Regions from separate parts of the Homo sapiens genome. Here region 1 is linked to region 2. The links are chromatin loops, found by intact Hi-C in ENCODE. Cell type or tissue: CD14-positive monocyte. All regions are shown on one strand. Each heading gives the region's core, and the rest is flanking DNA. Links, peaks and the distances in the headings are about the cores only.

What was found. Peaks named below come from ENCODE experiments on the same cell type or tissue, not always from the same donor. Only the 100,000 strongest peaks of a DNase experiment are listed, where the experiment ranks them.
Region 1: a loop joins it to region 2, with 3 times the contacts of the local background. A loop is called at or near these places in 6 of 110 quality-filtered maps.

What each region holds. Positions count from the first base shown.
Region 1 is chr22:32,136,389-32,144,388 of GRCh38, reverse strand. No RefSeq gene overlaps it. Among named protein-coding and RNA genes, the nearest start is that of C22orf42, 19 kb to the left of the region's middle. In CD14-positive monocyte, for the core only: CTCF peaks have their summits at 3,287 and 3,533 (motif pointing left); DNase peaks (open chromatin) are centred at 5,628 and 6,258; H3K4me3 peaks cover 1,927 bases; H3K27ac peaks cover 1,415 bases.
Region 2 is chr22:32,211,940-32,223,323 of GRCh38, reverse strand. SLC5A4 (solute carrier family 5 member 4) reads left to right here. Exons shown (of 15, transcript NM_014227.3): 14 at 2,302-2,404; 15 at 4,599-4,860. The coding sequence ends at 4,810. All of the region lies in intron 2 of SLC5A4-AS1 (SLC5A4 antisense RNA 1), which reads right to left. Among named protein-coding and RNA genes, the nearest start is that of SLC5A4-AS1, 13 kb to the right of the region's middle. RefSeq lists an enhancer at 10,721-11,222. In CD14-positive monocyte, for the core only: no CTCF peak of the experiment used is centred there; DNase peaks (open chromatin) are centred at 4,093, 4,663 and 6,223; H3K4me3 peaks cover 1,299 bases; H3K27ac peaks cover 3,272 bases.

The sequences.
Region 1 (8,000 bases), core at 1-8,000, 79 kb after region 2:
CACAACACAGTACAAGTGTGACTGTTTTTGAATTCCTGGCCTATAGTGATCTTCTCACCTCGGCCTCCCGAGTCATGTCATTCGTCTAATAGAAAGGAAGAAAAAATCCCACCACCACCATACACTTCACATAAATCACCTCTTTCCTCCCTCATCACAGCTGTACTGGAAGGCCAGTTGAATATCCTACTTAGATATTGTGGGATGGAGAGGGTACAGAAAAGAATGAACCCAGATTTTAACCTCCTGAATGGAAGAGGCAAACATGAACCCAGAAATGGGTCCCAATGTTGATGCTCTGTGTTACTCAACTGTGTCACTCTGGCATGAGATAAGGTGTCCCCACACCAGGGAGTTCCAGCACTTATGTGTATACTTGAAACTGTAATGGCCTATAAAGCATGCCAAACATTGCCCATCATCCAAGGGGGCCTCAGTGGTCACATAACCCAGGGTAGCAAAAGATACTGGAACAGCAGGCGTTAACATGGGCATTACTGTGAAACACACATAGAAAGCCCACAGGCTTTTGGTCAGCTCACAGATTCGGAGAAGGGTAAGATACCACATAGAACAGTACACATCAGCATCTGTTAGAGCTGGGGTCATTCCTCAGCACTTGGTCAAAGCAGGGGAAAATCAGGAAGATAATTGTATTGTATTTAATAACATGACCACCTCAAGCCTCAGAAATGCTCCAATCTATAGGAGACAGACAAGGGCCAGTGCCACATCAGAATGCAGAGGACAACATTGTTGTTAGCCTGGCACCCATCACCCTCACTGGAGACCTCCTGCATAGCTAGAGTAGTGAGGCTCAGCACTCACCATGTGCTGACCCCCATGATGGACGTTTCACTGCCGGGGGCTGGTGGGAACATGAACAGCCACCGACTCAATGGACGCACAGACAGTGTAAAGAAAGGGAAGACCAGAAAGAGAACTATCACAGGGTTAGCACTCACTATCTCTAAATAATAGGGAAATGCAGCATTTTAAGGGCTTTTTTTATTTACTTGTCTTTGTAACAAAGGATTAGTAAAGATATAATACAATTATTTTGCCTACTGTTCTTTCAATAAATGAGTAGAGTGACAGTCAGTGCACTGGTGCTGCTTAGGAATCCCACGAGGAGCCTTGGGGGATGTGGACCGGGGCTGGAGTGTATGGAGGTCGGTGGTTGACAAGCAGGGACTGAGCTGCTGCTGAGCCATCCTCCTTGGTGGTGAAGGAAGGAAGGCAGAGAGGGGTGGAAAGAAATGATGACCGAGCCTTGGCTTTCCAACTAGGGGAACATAGTCAATGTGAAATAGTCACCTAAAGAATAGGTTAATACAAAAAGACACAGTAACAACTTCATTTAAGACATAAATAAGAAATGTCACCTCTTGCTTAGCCTTTCTATTCCTCACAGCATTTGACTCATCTGTATACTTTACTCCTGCCACCTCTCTCCTTCACCCACCTTTTCTAGGAAAGGCCTCAGAGTTCATCCTCCACAAGCCATCTTTAGCATAGAGAGTGGGGCAGGGCTTGTTCCTCTGAAGTTAGACCCTGGCCCAGCCACATGTGACACTCAGTTGTGGTAGGAAGCTGGGAAGGAAAAAGCTAATGACATCTAACAAATGTTAGATATCTTCAGATAATGTTACTAGAGATAGGAAATGCCATGTTTATGTGGAAACTCAGTCTCTCTTCACTTAGCCTAGTCATAGTTTCTGTGTGCTCTGCTCAGGAAATCCTGTAAAATGCAAAGGGTACAACAGGTTTGCTTGAGGGACTGAGCATCAGGCTGAGCTCTTGGCTTCCTTCCTAGGAGGATAAAGGGTAGGTCAAGCTTCACAAGGTTGGGGAAGACAAACTCAACACTGGGACAGGAGAATCTCCATCATGCCCTGTTGATGCTACTGTTGAAATAGGTTTTTGTTTGCTTCTGAAAACCTTCACGCGCAGAAAGCCAAGGTAGTTGCTTTAAGTCATGATGAATGTGAATAAAGTGGACCACATGATGATTTGAGGTTTCTTTTGGAGCAGGCATTCTATGGAAATACATTGCTTTTCAGTAGAATTTGATTGTCCTGTATGTGTCAGTATCTTTCCATGAACAAAACAGAACAATGAAACTGTTTGATTTGGCAATGTCACTTGTTCACCCGAGAAGTGATTTTCTCATGACCAGATTGCCCTAGACATCTTTCATCTCTAGAGAATAGATTCCCCATGGTGCTTCAGGGGCCCTGCTATGTATGATTCAAGGAAAATATCAGTGTTACCAACATTGAGGTTCTTAGAATTCATGGACAGCTGCCCAGTGGGCTCCATGGGAGAGAGCGAGAGAGAGCCTCATGCTAGACCTGAAGGGGAACATGATTTAGAGGATCAGAAGGAAAAAAAATGAGGATATTGGGACATTGTTGGAAGAGAAGCTCAAGGTTGCAAGGTTAGGGGCATCAGTTCAACATCATCACCGGGGCCCAGGCAGGATATGAGACCCCTTCTGAGTCGGAGTGAGCAGGACCTGGCCTTCCTGTCTGCCGAGAGTATGCTGTGAACATCATCCTAAGTGCTTCGAGAAAGCAGCTTCCTTATTGTACCATGTCTTCCCCATCTCTTTGTGTGATGATGGCAATGACACCAGCAGAAATTGGTGAGAGGGGCAGAACAGGAATCAGGTCCCCACTTTTCTGACACAGAGCAGACAGGACACGAGTCAGTAGGGATGGACTTCAGGGTCAGGCCAGACACAGAGAGGTCCCAGACCTGATCTTCCTGGGGCTGTGACAGATAAGTTTTCATTTTTCACCTCTTCTGGAAGTCACCTGGGGAACGGTCCTTCAGTAGACACTGTTGGCCAATGGTTGTCTGGCCCAGAAATATGTTTCAACTAGACGTACGCCCCAGTTCTTGGCCAGGGCAGTGGCAGCGCTCCCGAGTAGCAGGGGAAGTGGGGAGGGACACGAGTTCCAGTGCAGGGTGAGCTCAGCAAAGGGGTGGGGACTGACCCTAGGGTCCAGGTCATCGAATCCGCAACACCTCAGTTTCCACTTACTTTGGAGATGGTTTAACATCTTCAGTATCAAACTTGGGGTCTTCCCACAGATGGATAGAGGAACCCTGGCCATGGGTGTTTGCTGCCAGGGCAGTGACTGTCTCTTCCTCATTTGTTCTTATCCCAGAGCTCAGTCCTGGGGAAGACACGTTAGGCCCCATGAATGTTTTAATGAACACACCCCAGGGATGAGTTCTAGATCACCCCTGGGCTGGGATCTAGTGCAGGTGTGGAAAGGTTTTCTTCACAGCCTGTCCAGCCTATTGAGCCCCACACTCATCCTGGAGCCTGCCCAGCTTATGATTCAGGGTCCCTGGAGATGAGGGTGAGCTCCTGAGGACAGCGAGTTGCCCCTACCTCTCTGCTCCTGCCGCCGTGATCTTGTCTAGACAGGGTGTGCAGGGCCATGCTCTTCCACTGGGTGCAAGAGCGCCCCCTGCTGGAATCCCTCTGGACCTGGATATTGTCCTCATGGTCATATCCCCAGCCCCACACAGTGACTGGCTCTTATGCAGATGCCCAGGAAGTAACCTTAAATGTATGCTAGGATCAGAGCAGCAAACGATTCTGCAAAAAAAAAAACACCAGGATAGGGGAGTCTTGTCTTCCTCATTTCTGGATCTCTGGAGCTGTCCCGTCTAGTGTGGTTCTCAGTCATATATGTGCCTCTTCATGGTTAAATAAATTTAAATATATACAATTAAAAATTCAGAACCTCATCAACAGAGACCATGCAATGGCCCAGCAGCCACATGTTTATACAGCTCGAGTTTTCCTTCTTTCCACCCTTTGATGAGAACATGATCTTCAGGCTGGTGCTGGTTTACCGGAAATTCTCGGGGTGGTACATGTGCTAAAAGACTTTTAGTTTTGAGGGAAAGGAAAGTGGGAGATAAATCAAGTATATAATTTTTAAGAAATGGACCTTTTATTTTAAATGTGGGGACATCAGCAGTGGACTTTATAGTCCTTGGTGCCTTCTTACTGAGAAATTTCCTTTAGCACCTATTTTTATTAGTTTTTATGTAATGCCCAACCTTGTTTTTTCCTTATTCACCTGGCCTTGTTTCTCCCTTAGCTAAGAGAACCAGACAAACTCCATCTTGGCTCTTTCACTGGCAGACCCTTCCTCAAGGACTTAACTTGTGCAAGCTGACTCCCCAGCACATCCAAGAATGCAATTAACTGATAAGATACTGTGGCAAGCTATATCCGCAGTCCCCAAGAATTCGTCTGATTGATAACGCCCAAAGCCCCGCGTCTATCACCTTGTAATAGTCTTAAAGCCCCTGCACCTGGAACTGTTTACTTTCCTGTAACCATTTATCCTTTTAACTTTTTGACTACTTAACTTCTGTAAAATTGTTTTAACTAGACGCCCCCCCCTTCCTAAACCAAGATATTAAAGTTAATCAAGCCCTTCCCTCGGGGCCGAGAGAATTTTGAGCGTTAGCCGTGTCTCGGTTGCCGGCTAATAAAGGACTCTTAGTTCATCTCAAAGTGTGGCGTTTTTCTAACTGGCTCGGGCACAACATTTAGACCGAAGAAAGCCAAACACCATTTTATATTTGACAATGCTTCCTGTATGTTTATACCACATAAGCTAGATTTCACCTTTATATTAGTGTTATTAATGTTAAACAGTTTTAATAAAACTTTGTAGACATATTTATTCAATTTTTAATGTCTGACCTTTTATAGACTTTTTTAACCTTTTATAATTTTTGTCAAAGAGCAGGTTAGCGCTTTAAGAAAAATCTGTTGTGTTTTTATTTTAATGTCCAGTTCACAGAAAAACTGGATGATACCCCTTTAACTTTAGCCAATATGTTTACACACAGAATTTTCTTTACAATTAATGTTTCAAAACTTGCTTAAACCTTCAAAACAATTTTTGTAACCTTTTAATGTAGGTAAAAATCCACATTCTTATGCTTCCTTATAATCCTTTTACCAAAGGCATATTTTACTTTCCTTATATACCTTGCACATAAACTGTTTCTTCAACAGTTTTACATTCAGGAGGATAATTAATTTAAATTATACAACATTTCTTGCATAAATTTCTTTTTCTAACACTTTTTTTCATGATTTTCACAGACAATTCTTCGACATGTCTCAACTTTCTGACTTATTGGAAACATCCCTTTCCTTAAACAACTAGTTAATTTATTTCAGGACAAGAATTTTCCATATAACATTCCTTTTTATATAAATTCTGCACCCCCACTTTTTTTCTTTTTTCTTTTTTTCGAAGATGATAACCATTCTTTTCCAAAGCAAACTTCCTTCAGGTCTGTGGACTAGACTGTCTAAGGCCACAGATTAGAAGTTACTATCATACACGTTACACTGTTAACTTTTAGCAAAACAACTTTACTTTTGTTGAAAACCTTGTAAGTGTGGGATTTCAATTATCCTTTGCTATTAATAAGACTTTGTTTAGTCCAGATTAACTTAGAATTGGTATAGATGGCTTTTTTTTTTCCTGGTTCTGTAAGTACTTCAAGGCTTGGCTGGGTGGCAAAGTTGAGCAGACCAATTATTAGGCAATTTTCCTAACTCTACTTCTACAAGAGTTTTCCTCAATTACAAAATACCCATTGTGGTTTTTCTCCTTAATCACCTGGGAGGAACTATCTATCATCCTGTCCTGAAGGTAGTTCCTCCTAGGTCTGGTCGGATCTTTGTATGGTAATTAAGATTTAAATTCCCTGTTAGGAAATCTTCTGGGTTAAGGGAATTTTCAGGGGTTTATGTTAAATCATCTTTTTCTAACGGAGTAGCCCCATACTTTAAGATTTTTGAGTTATTAAGCTACCTTTTTGCTTTTTTTTTTTTAACTTAGGATACTTCTGAACTGGTGAGGTGTGCTCACAATGAGGTTTCCTCTAAAAGTTATTTTTCTACTTTCTTCTGTCAGCAAAGCAGTTGCCGCTACAGACTGAATGCATTCGGGCCACCCGTGGGTTAATGGGTTCAAGGAATTCACACCAAATCAGAATCAAAACCAAAACCAAAGTGCAGATAAAGGACACGCCCGTTCGTCAAGCAATTTAAACCAAGTCAAAACCAAAACCAAAACCAAAACCAAAGTGCTGATAAAGGCACGCTGTGGGTGATCAGGCCATGCTTCCACTCAAATGGAGTGGACAAGTTCCCAAGACAGGTCCTGTCAAGCAATTCAAGTCAAAATCGAAACCAAAACCAAAGTGCCGATAAAGGCACGCCCATTTGTCAAGTAATTCAAACCAAGTCAAAATCAAAACCAAAACCAAAGTGCCGACAAAGGCACGCCCGTTTGCCAAGGAATTCAAACCAAGTCAAAATCAAAACCAAAACCAAAGTGCCGATAAAGGCACTCTGTGGGTGATCAGGCCATGCTTCCACTCAAATGGAGTGGGCAAGTTCCCAAGACCAGTCCTACCATGTTCCAGATATACGGACTCCAAGCGCCAGTTCCCTCCCGGTGCTCAGCCACTGCATTGATCCTCTGCTGGGGCCTGCCATGCACTGCTCTGACAAGGCATTCCACCGGGGCAAATGCCTACCCAGGAGCATGCTCAGGATCCACGTAGCTCAAGCTGGCCAGAGTCCCCTGCAGGGATGCTCCACAGGGCAAGCCTAAGCCACCTAAGGGGCTGCTTCACTTCCCGGTCAGGGAACCAAGAAATGTAGCAGGATGAGCCACAGACAAAACTCCTCAGACACCGGGTTAAAGAAGGAAGAGGCTTTATTAGGCCGGGAGGTCAGCAGACTTGCGTCATAAGAACAGAACCGAGCTCCCCAAAGAAAGAGTTCCTGGCCCTTTTAAGGGCTTACAACTCTAAGGGGTCCACGTGACAGGGTCGTGATAGACTGAGCAAGCATGGGGTACATGACTAGGTGGGGGTAAGCAAGGCAAGTATTTCTCCACACCATTGTCTGTGATCTATAGATAGCACAAGCGATTAGGGTGGGGGTTAATCTTCAGCCTACAGGCTAAAGCAACACCAGAGAGGATGGAAGTGAGACCCCTGGAGTTGTGGTTGTGGTCAGATTGGACCTTCCCGTGGCTGCTGAGACTCTGGGGCATTGGGGATACCTGAGGATGCCTCCCTGCTCTTACTTTGTGGTCACCAAGAGATCAGGGTTACCACAACCCTATAACGTAGAGAATCCCTGTCCCCTTCCATGCCACTTCACTCCTTAGGGAAGCAAACGCCCTCCCAGGAGCTCATTCCCATTCCTGGGCCACAATCAAAGGGAAAACCTGATCCAGACATGAATTTCCTTGGGCCTCTGCATTTCCAGACATCCTGTCATTGTATGCATGGGGCTGACTGTCTCATCTCAGCTTCAGAAGCGCAGGCAGAGTTGTGGACACCCTGCTGAGCAAATGCCCACCGGAGTCAGGGGTTCAGCTTTCCTGCACCACAGCTGCAGGTGGGGGCTGGGGAGGGGGGCATAGGGGGTCCTAGGGAGTAGTTTTTGTATGAGCCTGTGTCACAGCGCTTGATGTTTAGCAGAGAGACCCAGCTGACCGTCCTAAAGAAAGGTGCAACCGAAACTCACTTCACGGGGCCTTTATAACTGAATGAGACAACATACTTAGGTATCTGGTCCTTGATATCTGAGAGATGCTGAGTAAATGAAAATGATCCTTTCTCCCTCTCTGATACTTAACGCGGCCCCTTACATTAGGCTGCTGGTTCTGGAGAGTCGCAGGGAAGCAGGATGGCTCACGCTGCTTTCTCCACAAGCTCTGGCACCCGGTAAGAACCAGCACAGCATGCATGGAGCACACACCATACACTAGGCTTGGTGCTAAGAGCTTTACATGCTTGATCTCATTTAACTGCCCTCAGAAGTCAGGGGATGATCCCCATTTCAGAGAACACTGAGGTTCATAAATGTCAAATAACCTGCCTGGAGGAATCAGGTCTGAGAACAAGGTCTGTGCTCATGACCA
Region 2 (11,384 bases), core at 1-8,000:
AACAACAATCCCAGTTTTAGGAGCTTACTGTGTATAAATACTTGTTCAAGTAGGAAAAATATGTGTATAAGGATTTTCTCTGCAAAAGTTTTCAAATAGGAAATAGCTGGGAGAAAATCCAGATTTCATCATGAAAGGAATGAGCACACAAACACAGGGCACTGAACATTATGCAGCTGTTTAGAAACATGAGGGAGCTCTATTATTCACTTTGGAAAAAAATGTTCATAATATGGTTAAGTGGAAAAATATGTGCAGAATAATATAATAATGTATAATAGCGCTTTCTGAAATAAAACACATGTAGGCATATAGATGTTTGTCTAAGCATACAAAAAAAAATCTTAGAGCATATCCACCTAAGATTTTCAACAAGAGGCATCTCAGGGAGTGGGGAGACACTCTAGGGGCCCAGCAAATATTAACTAATTATTTTTAAAATATAAATACTGCTTATATACTAATACTGTTTGAATTGTTTGAATTTATGACTAAACATGTGTAGCTTTTATGTATTTTGAATTTATCACTCACAATTTTTGAAGCAATGCTTCTTTATATATTTTCCTGAGAAGTGGCCAGTAGATTATGTGTGGATGGGAAACCTGAAATACAGCACAGCTCAAAATGTTTTACGAAGGACATGTCACTGAAATTCCTAACTAAATATTTACGCTGAATATTGAGTTAGATGAAAGAACACTAGAAAACATATCATAGTTTTTAAATATATATATGTTAAATTCTTATTTGCCAGTAGAAGTAACCAATTTTATTACTAATTTTTAGGAAAAAAATATTGTCTGAAGGACCAGTGAGACCATTTTTCTGATTTATGTTAATGTCTCATTAATATGCTGCAAGGTTTAACTTTCAAAATAGACTGATAAATATCATGGTTATTTCAGAGAAAGTCATGAAAACTGTTGTGAATCTAGCCTACCAGTGCAGAAATGAGATGTCCCAGGATGATAGTCTTTCAGCAAAACTAGAAATTACTCTATGTGTAATTAAACAGAAATTGAAGGACTCCCAAGAAGAGAGTTTTTAACAAAGAAAGTGGATCTAATACAAGAAATCCTGTGAATAAGAGCTTATGAAGACATGATTAGGAATCTTAGTGAGAAGGTAAAGGCATATGTTACATCAAGAACAAATAAAACCAATTACAAATTCTAGTAAATTTGTACAAGAAAGTCATGAGCCAAATTAAAATGAGGTATAACTTAGAATATGATAGATTATAAAGGTTTAAAAACCATTGATAGGCTGGGCGCAGTGGCTCACGCCTGTCATCCCAGCACTTTGGGAGGCCAAGGTGGGTGGATCATCTGAGGTCAGGAGTTTAAAACCAGCCTGGCCAAAAACATAGTGAAACCCTGTCTCTACTCAAAATACAAAGATTAGCCGGGCATGGTGGCAGTCACCTTTAGTAACCCCAGCTACTCGTGAGGCTGAGGCAGGAGAATTGCTTGAGCCCAGGAGGCGGAGGTTGCAGTGAGCCAAGATCGCACCATTGCACTCCAGCTGGGCAACAAGATGGAAACTCCTTCTTATTGAAAACAAAACAAACAAACAAAAAAAAAACATTGATACTTGGAGCAATTTCCTTAGAATGACCCAGGGCTGATATTTACTTGTGTCCAATCAGTACATACAGCATCAATTCTATTTATTTTCAAATGCTTAAATCAACATACAGACTAACCATGGAAATCTTAATATATTTACAGAAAATAATAATTATATAAAGCATAATAGTTTAAAATAATGGTATAGCTGACAGAAGTTTGGAGATGGTTTAGGAAAAGGAGTGTGTAAGGGTACTAATTGCAACTGGAATTCAATAGTACATAGATACCAGCCAAATGTGATGGATCCAGAAATAGAATTTAAGAAGATAGTTTGAAAGTTATAAAAGCAACCACTAGATAAACTGAAGGAAATCATGATGTGGCTAATAACTGTTGGATGTTAAGGACAATGAGTGAAGCTGGGGTATAGTGTAGGTTAGCTAAATCTTCAACTTTGCTGAAATTACAAATCCAGAAGTAGGTATTTTTAAGTATATCATTTGAAGTTCTAAATAGCAACCAGAAAGAATTAAAAACAGAAAAAAATTTAAAATGATTAGTGTGTTTTGATGAGTGAGTGTGGTAGGAGGCCTTTTCTTTGTGATCTATATTCTCCTGTATGGTTTGATTTTTTAAAAACACCAGACGATAAACAAAGGTACCATTCTATTATACTATTGCAAACATTTGCCTATTACTAATGCACTTTTGTATGGTCCCTGTTCAGCTGTACCGCCTGTGCTGGGTTCTTCGGAACAGTACAGAGGAGCGAATCGATATAGATGCAGAAGAGAAAAGTCAGGAAGAAACAGATGATGGTGTTGAAGAAGGTAATATTTGGTTTACATTTGGTTTTCATGTAGGAACTCTGTGCACAGGCTTGTTTATGGTTTTCTTTTAATGTCATTAAATCCAGCTTCCGAAAAGGCTGTTAGATTTATGACAAACTGAAACTTTAAATTTTTACCTTTCCAAAAACCAAGACAACATATTAAATCCATCTATTCATCTGCCTGTCCATTGGTTGGTTTGTCCACCCATCATCCATCCATAGTTACTGAGATGACAGTTACAGACTCGCCTGTTCCTAGTTACATAGTAAGTGTTCAATCTTGATTGTCTGCAAATAAGCATCTAGCCCCACCTTCTCTCCAACTTTACTTCTCAGTATTTTCTCTAACATACCCTCTATTCCAGGCAGACAGGTTTTCTCACTTTTCCACATGCGCCAAGCTCCCTAGAATATTTCTACCTCCTGTCCAAGGGGAAAAAAAATGCTTATTCTTTAAAACTAAGTTCTAATCTCACTTCCTTCATGAAAATTTCTCCATCAGTCATCCCCCTGGCTCTTTGTTTACCTAATGTTTTTTAAACCTCAGATAAGGTTTAGCACTTCACAATATGTTGTCTTAAACTGGACAATAATTGTCTGTTTTGGTTTGGTTTCTTCAAAGTGAAGAGTCAGTGCTTTCTGTTCCTTTTGATTTTTTATATCAGCATTCCTGAGTATGACTGGCCTATCATTTTCTGGTTTTGTACTAAGTCTTTGGTTTTGGTATTCAGATCATAGAGTTATCATAGCATGAATCAGAAATTAGCCCATTTTTCCATTTTATGAAAATATTTCAATAAGATTGAAATAATGTTGCCATTGAATTTTGGTATTTTGCCAATAATACCATAAGGGCTGTGTGTGTGTGTGTGTGTGTGTGTGTGTTGCACATCTTAATTACTGATCAAATTTATATAATGGCTATAGAACTATTTAGAGTTTCCATTTTTTCATTAATTGTTTTTGGAAAATTATACATTTCTAGGATTGTGCCCATTTAGTGCACATTTTAAATATATTGGCATAAAGTTATTCATAGTGTCTACTTATCCATCTATGCTGCCTCTATAGTTGTGTTATCCTTTCAATCTCTAGTATATTTTGTGATTTATCGTTTTTCTTAATCTTACTAAAGATTTGTCTAGTTTGCTTTTCTCAAAGAACTAACTTCTGGCTTTGTCATTTCTATTATTTTCCTTCTTTTCTATTTCATCCTTTCTGTTTTTATTTGTATTCTCTTCCATTTACATTATTTAGGTTTATTCTTTTTTTTTTTTTTTTTTTTTTGCTAAGTTGGATATTAACTCATTCATTTCCGGTAAATCTGGAAATTTTACTTTTCTTTTGATTTTTCTTTCTCTTTTCTACATAAATAAGACCATATACATTTCCCTCAAAGTAATACTGTTTTAAATCTCACAGCTTTTAATTTGTATAATTTTCATTATCATTTCTTTTTAAATATAATCTTACGTTAATTGTGATTTTTATAAACATTTGAGTTTAGAAGTATTAAATTTTCCAGTGCTGCAACAGATAGCCATATACATGAGTCTTTCTGTATTTTTGCCAGTGTAAGCTGGGGATAGATTTTGTGGAGTTCCGTTGTTGGGTCAAAGGGTTCATGCCTATATGATTTTGCAATACGCTACTAATTCCCCTCCATAGGGGACTTGCTTCCCTAGCAACAATATAGAAGAGTGCCTGTTTCCACGCAAACTCACTAACACAGTATGTTGTGAAACTTCTGTATTTTTCCCACTAATAGATGAGAAAGTGGTATAGGTTTAGTTTACATTTCTCTTTTTTGAGTGAGCTTGAGAACCATGTGTCTTTTTTCTTTCAACTGTTTATTCATCTCTCTAATATGCTGACATGGGGCTGTTGATAGCCTTTTCTTACCTATTTTTAGAAACCCATTATATATTAAAGATATTAAACCCTTTGTAATAGAATATGCGAACGTTTCCCCCATTTTGTCATTTGTTTTTACTTTGTTTATTGAACTTCGTGCCATGCAAAAGTCGCCTGTTTTTATATGATTAAATTTATCTACATTTTCTCAGGGATTCCTCTTAACACTCCCAGCTGATTGTAATCATTTTTTACAGTCATAGGTACTACACTGACAAGGATTTCTAGTTCCTTTGTGATCTAGATCTTCTGCAATCATTTGCTTATCTTTGTTCCAGATTATCCTGAGAAATCACGTGGATGCCTCAAGAAAGCTTATGACTTGTTCTGCGGTTTGCAGAAGGGACCCAAGCTAACCAAGGAGGAGGAGGAAGCCTTGAGCAAGAAGCTCACAGACACGTCTGAGAGGCCCTCGTGGAGGACAATAGTGAACATCAACGCCATCCTCCTCCTGGCTGTGGTGGTCTTTATTCACGGCTACTATGCCTGAACTCTATCTGAGCCATTAGAATAATGAATAATTCTTAATAATGAACCAAAGGATAATTTTAGTGATTTTAATTTTTTTTTTTTTTTTTTTTTTTTTTTTTTTTTTTTGAGAGGGAGTCTTGCTCTTTCTCCCAGGCTGGAGTGCCGTGGCGCTATCTCGGCTCACTGCAAGCTCCGCCTCCCGGGTTCACGCCATTCTCCTGCCTCAGCCTCCCGAGTAGCTGGGACTACAGGCGCCCGCCACCACGCCCGGCTAATTTTTTGTATTTTTAATAGAGACGAGGTTTCACTGTGTTAGGCAGGATTGTCTCGATCTCCTGACCTCGTGATCCACCTGCCTCGGCCTCCCAAAGTGCTGGGATTACAAGCGTGAGCCACTGTGCCCGGCCATTTTCATGTTATAGTATGTTGTGTGGCAAAAAAAAAAAAAAAAAATGAGCAGTTGGTAATTTTATCTAATGAGATGACTACAGACTTGATATTTTGCTTTTGTTGCTCCTTTGTGTCACTAAGAGTTGATAATTTATAAAACTGTGAAGTGACCTCTACGTGTGCAAACAAGACACACAGGTCTAAATTCTATTTTTCCAGCTTTATTGAGGTATAGTAAACAAATGAAAATGGTTTATATTTAGGATGTACAACGTGATGATTTGATATATGTATACATTCTGAAACAGTAACCACAATCAAGTTAACTAACACATCTGTCACCTCACATGTTTACCTTTTCTGTGTGTGTGGTGAGAACAACTGATAGACTCTTAGTAAATTGCAAGCACACAATACAGTATCATTAGCTACAGTCACCATGCTATCCTTTGCACCCTCAGAATATATTCATCTTATGAATGTTTGTACTCTGACTAATACCTCCCCAGTTACCTACCCCTTCGCCCCAGGCAACCATCATCTACTCTCTGCTTCTATGAGTTCAACTTTTCATTGCAGCACTGTTCACAAGAGCTAAGATACAGAAACAATTTAAGTGTGCTGTGATGGATGAATGATGAGAATGTTGTATATATACATAATGGAATACGATTCAGAACTAAAAATGAAGGAAATCCTGCCACTTGCAACAATGTGGATGAACCTGCAGAACATTATGCTAAGTGAAATAAGCCAGACACAGAAAGACAAATGCTATAGGATCTCACTTATATGTGAAGCCTTAAAAAGAAAATGACCAGGTGATATGGTTTGGCTGTATCCCCACCCAACTCTCATCATGGATTGTAGTTCCCATAATCTCCACGCGTTGTGGGAAGGACCTGGTGGGAGGTAATTGAATTGTGAGGGCGGTTATCCCCGTGCTGCTGCTGTTGTGATCGTGAGTTCTCATGAGATCTGATGGTTTCTGATGGTTTTATAAGGGGCTTCCCCCTACTTCGCTTTGCACTTCTTTCTCTCGCCGCCTTGTGAAGAAGGACGTGTTTACTTCCCCTTCCACCATGCTTGTAAGTTTCCTGAGGCCTCCTCAGCCATGCTGAACTGCGGGTCCATTAAACCTCTTTCCTTTATAAATCACCCAGTCTTGGGTATGTCTTTATTAGCAGTGTGAGAACAGACTAATACACCAGGCAAATTTCCCTACCTCATACTTGCTTTCTGAAGTTTCCAGAGATTTCCATTTGAAAAGAATGCCTCTTCCAACTCTGCCTCACCTAGTAACCTTCTCATCTACACCACAGTGACTTCTCCTGTGAAGCGACCTTCACTCAGTTATTTCAAGGATTTAAAATATAAAAATGTTTTCTAATAGTTGACAGGGGGGTGAACTAGAAATATCCATTGTAAATATCTTTTAAATATACTGGAAATTATTGCTTACATCTTAAAGCCATTTGTCACTGAATACTAAAACATCAAACCATTGATTTTTAACTGCTTCATTAAAATATAATTCACATACTATAAAATGTATCTATTTAAAGCATATAATTCAGTGTATTTTAATATATTCACAGAGTTTTGCAACAATTATCACAATCCAATTTTAGATATTAACATTTATTGGCATCCTTGAATATACGTATTTCTCTGTCTTTATTTCTGTTTTAACACAGTGAATGACAATTATCTCTATGTAGAATTGTAGAGAGGTTTAAGACACACCTTTTTGTAAGCAAGTCAACAAACTAAAATATGTTTTAATAAATTACGTAAGAAACATGGAAGAGGGCCGGGCGCGGTGGCTCACACCTGTAATCCCAGCACTTTGGGAGGATGAGGCGGGCAGATGACGAGGTCAGGAGTTCGAGAGCAGCCCGGCCAACATAGTGAAATTCTGTCTCTACTAAAAATACAAAAAATTAGCTGGGCGTGGTGGCACACGCCTGTAGTCGCAGCTACTCAGGAGGCTGAGGCAGGAGAATCGTTTGAACCTGGGAGGCGGAGGTTGCAGTGAGCCGAGACCGCAGCACTGCACTCCAGCCTGGGTGACAGAGTGAGACTCCATCTCAAAAAAGAAACATGGAAGAGAGAGCACTTTCAGCACATGCTGGAGACTGTCTCTTCCTGGGTAAAAATAATAAAAATTAAAGAAACATATCCATCATATTGTTATAAAAATTCAAACAATGCCCTTGGGTCTGTAGAATTAAATATAATACTCTTCACTGACAACCTAATCCTCTCATCTACTGTCACTAACTTCCCAAAGAAGTGTTGACAAGTTAAAGCATATGTTCTAGTAAGTAATTTTTCTATTAATTTATATACATATGTAAACATACACATACATTTACAAAATGCAATCTTCCTTTATGTGTTATTTTGTGACTGGCTTTTACACATAAAATATATCTTGGAGATCTTTGCCTATCTGTACAAATAGATCTCCCTCATTCTTCTTATAGCTGCACTATTGTTCCATAGGATAGTTCACTATAATTTGGCCACTTTTCTACTAAGGAGCATTCATGTTGGTTTCAATTATTTGCTATTATCTACAATACTCAAATAGACATACCTGTATATTCATCTTTTGACATATTTGCTAGTTTTATTTTCTTTATTTTCCTAGAAATGGAATACTGGAGCAAAGTGTACAAGCATTAATATTTTGATTAAAAATTATGTTTCAAAAAGGATTTGCCAATTTATATTCTCATCAGTATATGAGAGTTTTTATTTACTCACATGCTTGACTACAGGGTATATTACCAATCATAGTGAATTTTTGTCAATTTGATGATTGAAAAATAGTTTCATTTTTTAAATTGGTATTTCTCCACTTACTAGTGAGATTGTATATATTTGCATGTATTTATTAGCTATTCATATTTTTTCTGTGAATTACTTGATATCCTTTACCAATTCTCTAATTCATTTACAGATATTCTTTACATATTCTATATATTTATTATTTGCATATGAATAGCAAGTATTTTGTCTTAAAGTCTATGTCTTGCCTTGTAACTTTATGTTGTCTTTTATTGTACAGAAGCTTTAATTTATATTTAGTCAAATTGTTTCTTTTTCTCTTATGACTTCTGGGTTTTGTGACTTACTTTCAATTGTCTTTTCAGGGTTTTGTTGTCTGTTTTGTTTGAAATGACATACTGAAATCCTACATTATATTGCAATTTACTTTTTTCTCTTTATACTGCATTGTGGACATTACTAAGCCTAACTAATGTAGATCAAATGTATTTATTTTAATTTCTGCCTAATTTATAATATTGAATGTATTTTATTTCCTTAGCAATTCCCGCTTTTTCTTTTCTTTCTTTCTTTCTTTTTTTTTTTTAAGACAAGTTCTTGCTCTGTCACCCAAGCTGAAATGCAGTGGCACTATCATGGTTTGCTGCAGCCTGCAATTCCTGGGCCCAGTGATTCAGTAAGGCCAGAAATTAAAAGAACAACTTCTGGGCCAAAGAAATCCTCCTGCCTCTGCCTTCCAAGTATCTGGGACTACAGGCACATGCCACCACACCCTATTTTTTTCAGAGATGGGATCTTGCCATGTTGCCCAGGCTGGTCTTGAACTCCTGACTTCAAGTTACTCACCTCAGCCTCCCAAAGCGCTGGGATTACAGGCATGAGCCACTGCATCCAGCCAACAATTCCCCTTCAGATGGACATTCAAGTTAAGTACTCTTTGCCACCACAAATAGTGTTGTAGCAATCATCTTTTACACTGGATGGTTTCATTTCTACAGGACAGAATCTTTGTAGTGGTATAACTTAGCCATAGCTATGTTTACTTACACTTTTAATAGATACTGATTAGTTACTTTCCAAAAAGTTGAAGCAATTCACATTCCCATCAACAGGGAACAAGCAGGAGGACCGTTTCCCCTGCAGGCTCAGTAGCAACAAAAGTTGTTGCTTTTTCAAAAAATATATATATCTTGCTAATTCCCTTGGTGAAAAATCTCACAGGAGTGCTAACTAATCAGTTATTTTAACTTCAATTAGTTGCCTATTTATAACCTTTTCCTATTTTTCTATCAAGTGGTTTAAGGTGAGGAACATTCTTAAAACAGGAAACCTAAAAATAATAAACACATTTTGTATATCAAAAGGCAGTGCAAATGAAATTGAAAATGTGGAGTCCAAAAGATATTACAAAACAGGAAAAAAAGAGCTCCCATAAATAAATGAGAAAGAGACAAGTAAGCCTAACTGTTGAACTGCATTTGGATAGGAAGAAACAGACTTGGGCTTCCCTGCTATATATATAGATATATATGTATACATATATAGATATATATATCCATATATATGTATAGATATATATGTATACATATATAGATATATATCCATATATATGTATAGATATATATGTATACATATATAGATATATACATATATGTATAGATATATATGTATACATATATAGATATATACATATATGTATAGATATATATGTATACATATATGTATACATATATAGATATATATGTATACATATATGTATATATATACACACATACATATATAGTGTGTATATATATAGTGTGTGTATATATAGTGTGTATATATAGTGTGTGTATATATATATATAGTGTGTGTGTGTGTGTGTGTGTGTGTGTATATATATAATATAACCTCCTTGGAATAGACAATGTCTTCATACAGAGGACACAAAAATTACCAATCATAGGAGAAAAAAGCAATATATTGAACTACATCAAAATTGAAAACTTCTAGCCAACAAAAGTCACCTTAAAGGAAATGACCAAACAACCCACAAAATAACTGAAAATACTTAGAGTACGCACACGTCTGACAAAGGAGTTGTATCCGGAATAAAAAGACCAACAGGCCAACTTTAAAACTCAAAAAAAAAAATGACACTTGGAGAAGAGCTTCAAGGTGACTGACTAGAGGTGCCCAACATTCGTCTCCTCCACAAAGAAGGAGCAAAACAGATAATCACATGTCAAATAGAGCATCTAACAGAGAATGCTGGAATTCAGCGGGGAAGTGACAGAACCATCCGAGATATGGAAGGAGAGAAAAGCAAGACCAGATGAGCTCCCCAGTGCAGGGGAAAAGGTAAGTGAGAGATTCCCAGGGGTCCACATTCCCACCACAGATTCCTGCAACCCTGGCCATGGGAGAGCCCCTCAGCTCTTGTGGGCCCTGAGACAGCATAGGATGCTGCCTGTACTTGTCCACGCAATGGCATTGTTCCAGAGGGAGTCGTGCTGGGTACCACACACACACTTTAGATCCAAGAAGCTCCAGCACGTGCCATTTTGAGAGCCCAGACCCCATGAGGATTGCCTCTTGCCCTGGGGCCCAACAGCCCTGCATCTCCACATCCCTAGAGCCCCCCTGACATCTCCCCTTATCCACTTAGAGGGCTACAGCAGCATGATGCCGGCTAGACCAGCGGTTTGACCGCGTCTCCAGCACTCTAGCCCACACAAGAGTCCTACACCCCAGGGAATGGGCAATGCAGTGCACCAAGGAGGCCAGCTCCATGACAAAGGAAACCCAAGTGCATGAGCCTGAGAGCCATCTGCCTGTGGCTGCTGCCACTGACAGCAACCCCACATCCCACCCCCAGCAGCAGGGCTGACACAAAATTGCACGTACCTTCATTGTGTCTGGGAACCAGCCCACCCAGATACTGTCCCAGGGCTTGAGGGAAGACTTGCCCCACTCGCCGCCGCTGCACTTCCAGGCAAGCACCTGGGAGCCTGAGGATTGTTCTGTCCCACCTGCTGCCATGGGCACAGGCAAGAACCATCAGGAGGCCCGCCAGCAGACCCAGCGCCACATTGTGACACAGGCTCATACAAAAACCCCTCCCTGGGATGCCCCTACCCCCAGCCCCCACTGCAGCTGTGAGGAAGGAAGCTCTGGCCACTCCCCCTGGTGGCATCTGCTCATTGAGTCCACACACCCCTCACCCTCACCCCCACAGATAAGGGGACAAGTGACATCCTGTGACCAGCAGCAGGATCCCTGGAGGACATCGGCGTCTTGGGTTTGGTTTTCCCACCAACCATCATGTAGTCATGGGGATGAGTTTATCAGAGGGCATTTATGCCACTAGGAGGAATTTTCATGGACAGGGATACCTGGTCTCCCTGGGGGAGTTGACTCAACACTGA